Regions from separate parts of the Mus musculus genome. Here region 1 is linked to region 2. Evidence: chromatin loops called from intact Hi-C (ENCODE). Cell type or tissue: left cerebral cortex. All regions are shown on one strand. Region 1 has its middle 7.8 kb from the start of 1700083H02Rik. Region 2 holds the start of Dact1 (dishevelled-binding antagonist of beta-catenin 1).

Region 1 (4,000 bases), 65 kb after region 2:
CCTTACCTACCTATCTAGCTGTCATTTATCCCTGGTTACGACTTTTAGTGTCATTCTGGGAATGGAGGGCATACTTCTTAAGGGGTCAAGGTGTGGATTTGAGTCTACCTGGTGTAATATTTTGTAATCTTATTTGGTTGAGGGAAGCTATGACACTTAAGGGATGTAGTTTGTAGATCTATGGATCTGTTGTCTATGGTTTGAGGCTTAATAATGTCTGATGCTTAGAAGTCATAAGAAAGGAACAGAGCCATGCAAAACTGCAATGAAGTCTCAACTTCCTCTCTACCTCCCTTAGCTCTGGCCAGCACTGTCAGTAACTCAAGGTCTTCCATGACCCTGATGCTCTGTTCACTGTTCCCGTCCTTATGGCCTGAGGTCTTTGACCAATGGCGTCTCAATGTACAGTTTGTCTAGAACACTCTGTTCCCCATTGACTCTATTGAGACGTTATCTCCCTTTCCCGGGATGTGATTACAATGGCAGCCACTCAGCTCTTTTCCAGACATAACCTAAAACCTCCATGGCCAGAGCTGATTGGCTTAGAGATATTATTGACCAAGTTTGGGCCAATCAGAGTCCTTCCTTTGGAACTTTGCAGATTGGAACCTGAAGAGGAGAACCAAGCCGTTCCTTGGAAGTTCCAGTGGCTATGCCGTGGGAGGACCTGACCGGCAGCGAGGGATGCTGCTCTGTAGGAGAACCCTTGTTGGAGGCTGAACTATGACCGCTTATTTCAAGGGCTCTTGCTATTCAGTTTGGTCCCTACCTTTTTTTTTTTCCTGGACTAATCAATCTCTCCTTCAATTATGCTGGTGTAAATTGCATTTCTGTTCCTAGCAGCCCCAGTAACAGAACTGATGAGGCCTGTCTAATGCTCCCTGCCCCCAAGGTCCTCCTTTCAGTATATGAATGATAACTCCTTTCCTCCTCATCTTTTTTTGTGACCCCTAAACATCGACAGTCTAATTTGATTAAATGGCTAGTTACTCATTCTTTTGAGGGCACGTAAGCGAGCTGTTTCCAGACCCTGGCAACTCCTCCCTGCTTTGTGTTTGTGTTTGTAGTTTGTTGTTTGTTTTTAATCATCAGTAGCTCTAGGGTAGAAACATTTTAGGTATGGTGGGAGATTATTAAGGGATGGGCAAAATGCCCCAAATCACATAGATTAACGGGTTTCTACCATGCATTGAGAATTCTCTCAGAGGAGTGACTCTGGGTGAGGTTTTGCTAACCTATATATACTTCTGTACTTTCTTATTTGTTTATTTGTTTTGATTCTGGGCATGGGGTATTGCTAGGTTGCTCATGTTAGCCCTTATCCTCAAATCCAAGACTCTACTGGCTTGGATATCCCAGAGGCTGATATTACACTATCATACCTAATTTCCAATACCATTTTGGGTTAAACGTTAAGAAATTTTATCAATGGGGGCAGGAGGGGGAGTGTCTTCTTCTTTCTTCTTCTTCTTCTTCTTCTTCTTCTTCTTCTTCTTCTTCTTCTTCTTCTTCTTCTTCTTCTTCTTCTTCTTCTTTCTTCATTTTTTGAGACAGGGTTTCTCTGTATAGCCCTAGCTGTCCTGGAACTCACTTTGTAGACCAGGCTGGCTTCGAACTCAGAAATCCACCTGCCTCTGCCTCCCAAGTGCTGGGATTAAAGGCGTGTGCCATCATGCCTGGCTGAGCTTGCACCTTCTTAATCTCCAAGCAATGGGCATTCTATTCTTCCAGAAGACAGAGGAGTCCAAAGTATAAAAAGGTTTTACAGTTTCCTGCCCAGCTGGAAAGAGGTTTTAGCTAAGAGTGACTGCCTCCAGTAACCTCTCCTAACCGGTTGCAGCCTGGGTTAGTTCTAACTGGACTTTGGGCATGGCGGTCCGAGCCTCTCAGACTAGAGGTAGTTTCTCATGTGTACCCTTTTGCTTGGACAGCTGTTGCTGTGAGCAGTCTGATAGCCCTCTGGGCTCTCTTGGTTGGAATGATTTGAGAGAGATCTGAACAGCAGCCTAGGAATCATTCTTGAGAATTCCAGCATCTGGTCTTCTCTGGGAAGCACAGCTCCTAATTTAAACGCTGGAGTGGGCAATCTGAATCATTTATCTCTTGAAGGCGGTGTAACTGTCTTAAAACTTCATTTTCTTCCCTTGTTTTCTGTGCCATCAAGTATTGATTGGATGAGCGATTTTCTTGCGTTTTTCACTGACTAGCTTGTAAAGCACAAAGAGACAGCTGATTCATCTAGAAAACAGCTCGGAGCTCCTTACACACTGTGGATTCAGCATAAAGCAGTTTAATCCTGTCATCCCCCAGACACAGTCAACCTTTCAGTTCTTCCCTGAAGAGAGAGCGGGAGCAATGTGACTGTGTTCAGCCGTTTCAGAACCACGAGGAGGAAGGATGCTACAAGTCCCGGAATACACAAAGTCTTTGCCAGCCAATATGTTTGATAGTTGATAAATGTGTTTGTAAAAGAAATCCACACTTGGGCAGACACTCATTATCAACAGCTGCAAAGCTTAGAGAGGATATCCTGCAGGGCGATCATTCACAAACACAGAAACACATAAATAAATACCAAGGAGGTTTCGGATGGACTTCATTGCGGGAAAACTCACTTTTTAGAGAAAGGGTGTCACCGTGAGTTTCAGTAGTTAAGACTGACCTTGGCTGTGTCATTTACTGCCTTGACTGGTTGACGAGGCTTCCTCTTTCACATCCCTCTTTTTTCTGAAAAAAAGCTGAGGTGGTGGGGCGGAATTGTTTGTTTTGTGTTGTGATGGAGCACCATGCGGATCCCAACTGCTCAGGCAGCTGCATCATAAATAACCCACATGGAACAGATGCAGCCTGGGGGTGGGGGTGGGGTCACTGGGAGTCTCCGGATGAGCTTGTAAATGGAGTCTTTTCATCATCGCAGATTCGCCATAAATACTGAACGATAACTAAAGTTGCTAATACATACTTTTCTTACCAACTTGAGGTGGAAATTCAGATTCAGTGCTAATATAACGACCTGTCTTCTTGTATCCCTTCAAAATTCTTTGATAGTTACCCCTTTTATTATTATTACTTACTTCCAGAATTAGCATTCCATCCTGTGTTATCAGTCTTCTAAGGTAGAAACTGAAGAAGAAACATCTCTATCTCTTGCATCCTGAATCAGGCCCACTAATTCTATTTTTCCCTGAGCCCAACTCTGCCTTTTTAATCCCCATGATTAATGTCTGCAATTCAGATTCCTCAAGACCCTTTTCAATGAGATGTCACTCTATTCTCAATGACCCTGACTCCCTCATCTGACACACCTTCCATGCAGATCAACATTGACTTAGTGTAACTGCTTCAAGGTTCTCTATCTCTACATGAAGGACAAGATTTTACATTCCTCTGTTTAGCATACAAAGTCCAGTGATCAGCTGGTTTTTTGGATATGCGTGTGTGAGTGTATATGTGTGTGATGTATACATGTGCATGCGTGTATGTGAAGGGTCAAAGGTAGGTGCTTTCTTAGTTAGGGTTACTCTTGCTGTGGCGAAACACCATGACTGAAGCCACTTGAGGAGGAAAGGGTTTATTTGGCTTACATTCCCACATCACCTTCATCATCAACAATGGAAGTTGGGACAGGAACTCAAGCAGGGTAGGAGCTTGAGGCAGAAGCTAATGTAAAGCCCACAGAGGACTGCTACTTACTGGCTTGCTCCCCATGGCTTGCTTAGCTTGGTTTCTTATAGCACTTAGGACCACCAGCCCAGGGATGGCTCCACCCTCAATGGGCTTGGCTCTCCCAGATCGATCACTAATTAAGAAAATGCCCTACAGGCTTGCTTACACCCTGTCTTTATGGAGACATTTTTCAATTGAGGTTCCCCCTCTTCTTAATTTGATTCTAGCTTGTGTCAAATTGACATAAGACTAATCTTCCTTTGTTACTATCTGTCTGGATTTTTGAGATTAGGTCTCTTAGGGAACCGGAAGCTTGCCATGTCAGTAATTCTGG
Region 2 (4,000 bases):
GGCGCGGAGCCGGGGCGGGGCCGGGGCGGGGCGCAGGCGGCCCCGGCGCCTGACAGGAGCTGATCGCCGCGAGCCGGCGGAGGCGGCGGCGGGCGGGCGGGCGAGCAGGCGGGGTGTCGGGGCCGGGAGTGACGTAGCGTGGCCGGGGCGTTATCAGCTGCGGGGCGGCAGACGGGAGCAGCGCGGGATGCGAGTGCGGGCGGCATGAGCTCGCGGCCGGGGCCCTAGCGTGTGCTGCTGCTCCCGGGCTGGCGGGGCCTCGGGGGGTCATGAAGCCGGACGCAGCGCGCGAGCCGGAGCCGCTGAGCCCCGGCCGGGGCGCGGAGGCCGAGGGGCGCTGGCGCGAGAGGGGCGAGGCGGACACGGAGCGGCAGCGTACCCGCGAGCGCCAGGAGGCCACGCTGGCGGGGCTGGCGGAGCTGGGGTACCTGCGGCAACGCCAAGAGCTGCTGGTGCGCGGTGCGCTGCGCTGCTCCGGGACCGTGGGGACCGTCGCGCCGCGCTCCGGGGAGCTGCGGGGAGACGCGGCGCAGCGCAGCCGCCTGGAGGAGAAGTTCCTGGAAGAGAACATCTTGCTGCTGCGAAGGCAGTTGGTAGGTGGTGGCCGGTGGCCTGTCTGGAGGGTGGGCTGATGGCCTCTGGCTGTGGGATCCCTGGCCGCGACGTGACCCCCACCTCGATTTTCCCTGAGCCCGTGGTGTCTCGGATGCCCGCTGCCCATGACTTCCACGCGTTGCTGGCGGATGCCTGCTTTGTGTCACCTGAGGAGCTGGCGGATTGCGGGGAGGGGTGGCTGCTCATCTATCCTGCATTTGGAATTCTTGGAGTCCCTTGGTTCCAGCCTTAAAGTTAGGCTACTGCATGCCCCCTTCCTCCGAGGTTTGCAACCCCCACTTAAAATGCCATTTCACCTTATGGTCTCCCTGGTTATCCCTCCCCGGGAAGGAGGGGGGGGGGTGCGCACAAAAGCGAGGAAGAGGCTTGTTGCTTGCCTAACTGTCCAACATTGAGTTTTACGGTTACGGCGAAGCTCCTGCTGGGAGCCGTGCCCTACCCGGTGCTTTCTCTCCTGCAAGTCTCTTTTGCCTGGGCTGGTGCTTAGTTTTAAATAGAAGTCCTTTGTATAAGGCAGCTAAAACTAGATGCAAATACTGGCAATTTGGCCGGAGACCCTGCCCCCTCCTCTTTTATCCGGTCCGCCAGCTGTGCTTGGTGGTGGAGGTGGGAGAAGAGAGAACCTGCTCGCTGGGAGTATTTATCTTATTGGATTTCTGTCACTGTCTCAGTCGTTCTGTGCAGTCTTCATTAGCAAGGAAGAAAAAGAACTTTGGACCTTCATGTGTTGAGAACAGCTTTTGATGCTGCCTCAAAATAATGGCGGCAGCTTTGTTTCAGTGACCTCAAAATGTAGTTTTGGAAACAGCAAAAAGATTATTATCCCAGCGTGTTGTATTAGACTACTTAAGCTATATAATGGCCCCCTGAAAGTGATGTTGTGGGTTGTCACGTGTTTTCTTGTATTACGGTTTTCTAGATTTTTTGTGTAGTTACAGAGCATCAAAGTGCTTTTATTTAATTCATTTTTTTCTGATGAAATTCAATTTTTGGCACACAAGCATATGGCTTACGTCTCTAAGCTTTCAGAAGTCATAGGTCGTGAGCAAGGACCACGTATCTATTTTGTAAGGATGTGTGCTGTGGTTTGTGCAATAGCTCTGTTTTGGCATTTTTACTGTTTCTTTGGTAGAAGAACAGAATTGTATGTACGTGAATTTGAGCCAGTTCTTTCTGGTTGTGACTGGTCGTTTACATTTCGGTATTGTCTTGTACAATAGCACCTTTTTTTTTTTTTTTTTGTCTTCCTGAATCTCAAGATCGAGAGAGCAGCGCATTCCTATTGTCCGCTTCAGGGGAGCAAGGCAGTGTGTCAGGAGAATTCCACTCCAGTCAATGTTTATGGTACTATTTTCATTTGTAGACTTGGCATTCTTGATTTAAACCAGATGCCTTTCGAGTTCTTTTGCTTTTCCAGCAGTGGGGAGCACTAGATGGCAGTGTGAGTTAGCACAACCAGTCTGTCACCTTGGGAAACCCAAGCTGAGTTCAAATCTTGACGGGCTTTCCCTGGAGGGTTTTGGATTCTGCCAGCTCACATTATACTTGGCGCTGGCTATTAGTATTAATTTCTCGCTTTCAAAGGCCTTAAGACTGATTAAGCCCCACTAAGCAACTAATAGAAAACAAAATTCTGTAGGCCATGACATTTGGCCAGAAAACCTCACCTAAGAAAGATTCGAGTGTAATGTAGAAAATCTGTTGCTTTGACTTCAAGAGCCCACTGTGAAGGACTTTCTTTAAACTGGCTGCACACCAGATGATTCGAAGTCTATGCAAATTCCTTGCCCAGACCTATAAAAAGTCAGTTTGTATAGATTAGTGAAAGCTAAAAACAAATCTTTTCCATCCTTGCAGTACCAGGTATCGAACACAGGCACAATAGCCAAGATCTCTACCAAGGAACTACAACTCAGCCACATATATATCCAAAATTTATTGTGTGTTTGGTGTATGCAAATGAGTGCATCGGTGTGGCACATCGTTCTTGTGGAGGTCTGAGGACCAATTCCAGGAGCTGTTTCTCTCCTTCTGTCCTGGGTTCAGGGGACTGAATTCAGATGACCAGGCCTGGACAGCAAGCATCTTTACCCATGAGCCATGCTATAGCCCTGTTATTATTTTTAATGAACAAAGTTTATATTACCAAAAAAAATTTGAGAAAGATCTAAAGATAGAGGCCATGCCTCACCTTCTGATTATGCAGTAGCATTTTGATCTAAAAGGGCTTGGGGACACTCAGAGGAGTGGCTTCCATGGGGGACTTTCAGGTTTTATCACTATGTGCTTGCTTATTTATTTAATTTAATTTAATATAATTTAATTTAATTTTATTTTCATGCTTCTCTCTAATCAGAATTGTTTGAGGAGAAGAGATGCCGGTTTGTTGAATCAGTTGCAAGAACTTGACAAGCAGATAAGTGACCTGAGACTGGATGTGGAGAAGACATCTGAAGAGCACCTGGAGACAGACAGCCGGCCTAGCTCAGGTGAGGGAGCCAGCGAGTGGATCTAGCGTTTGTTTCCAGTGTGAAAACAACTGAACAGTAGCCTGCCATTCATTTGCTTGGAGGGGGAAGTAAACTCAACCCTATAAGATTTTCAATAATGGGGTTGAGCTGCCCAGTGATCCTTGAGTTTTAAAACTACAGACTTCCATTGAGATTTCTGAAAGCACAAACAGACCTCCTTTGAAACCTGAGAAATCAGATCTGGTCTAGAAAATTAGTCACACTTCAGCTTCCTGAGATGGCTGCAGTTTCCCCTTCTTTTAAGCCATTTGGCTCCTTAAGTTTCTTTTTTCTTATACTTACTATTTACTTGAGTGGTTTTTGTTTTTGTAGCCCAGGCTGGCCTTGAGTCCACTCCCGTCCTCCTGCTTCAGCCTTCTGAGTGCTGGGATTATAGGCATGAGCCACCATACCCAGCCATACCCAGAGAAATTAGTTATTTCTTCTGAAACATTCCTGGTAAAGTTGAGGGTCTGGCAGATGTGGGTTCCTTTTTTTTTCACACCTTTAAAGATGGGACAGAAAGTAGGATGAAAGGAACTTTGAACTGTCTCTAGCATTACATGATTTTTACCTTCTCTAAGAAATATTTGAAATAAAACCATATACTTAATTTTGTTTAAAAATCTACCATTTGTGTGATACACCCCCCTCCTGCACACACAAATAACTGGAAACAAAAATGAGCTTTCCTCTTCTTTGATGTGTCAGCCTCTGGTCATTTTATTATTATTATTTTTTAAAAGATTTATTTATCATATGTATTGGATTCCATTACAGATGGTTGTGAGCCGCCATGTGGTTGCTGGGATTTGAACTCAGGACCTCTGGAAGAGCAGTCAGTGCTCTTAAGTGCTGAGCCATCTTTCCAGCCT

Evidence for each region. Peaks named below come from ENCODE experiments on the same cell type or tissue, not always from the same donor. Only the 100,000 strongest peaks of a DNase experiment are listed, where the experiment ranks them.
Region 1: a loop joins it to region 2, with 3.0 times the contacts of the local background. A loop is called at or near these places in 1 of 42 quality-filtered maps.

The regions. Positions count from the first base shown.
Region 1 is chr12:71,374,367-71,378,366 of GRCm38, forward strand. No RefSeq gene overlaps it. Among named protein-coding and RNA genes, the nearest start is that of 1700083H02Rik, 7.8 kb to the right of the region's middle. In left cerebral cortex, no CTCF peak of the experiment used is centred here; DNase peaks (open chromatin) are centred at 2,211 and 2,690; H3K4me3 peaks cover 341 bases; H3K27ac peaks cover 694 bases.
Region 2 is chr12:71,309,715-71,313,714 of GRCm38, forward strand. It overlaps Dact1 (dishevelled-binding antagonist of beta-catenin 1), which reads left to right and starts at 170. Exons shown (of 4, transcript NM_021532.4): 1 at 170-593; 2 at 2,972-3,104. The coding sequence starts at 270. It also overlaps a transcript of 2700049A03Rik not described here. In left cerebral cortex, a CTCF peak has its summit at 2,043 (motif pointing right); DNase peaks (open chromatin) are centred at 50, 547, 773, 1,000 and 1 more place; H3K4me3 peaks cover 2,018 bases; H3K27ac peaks cover 1,136 bases.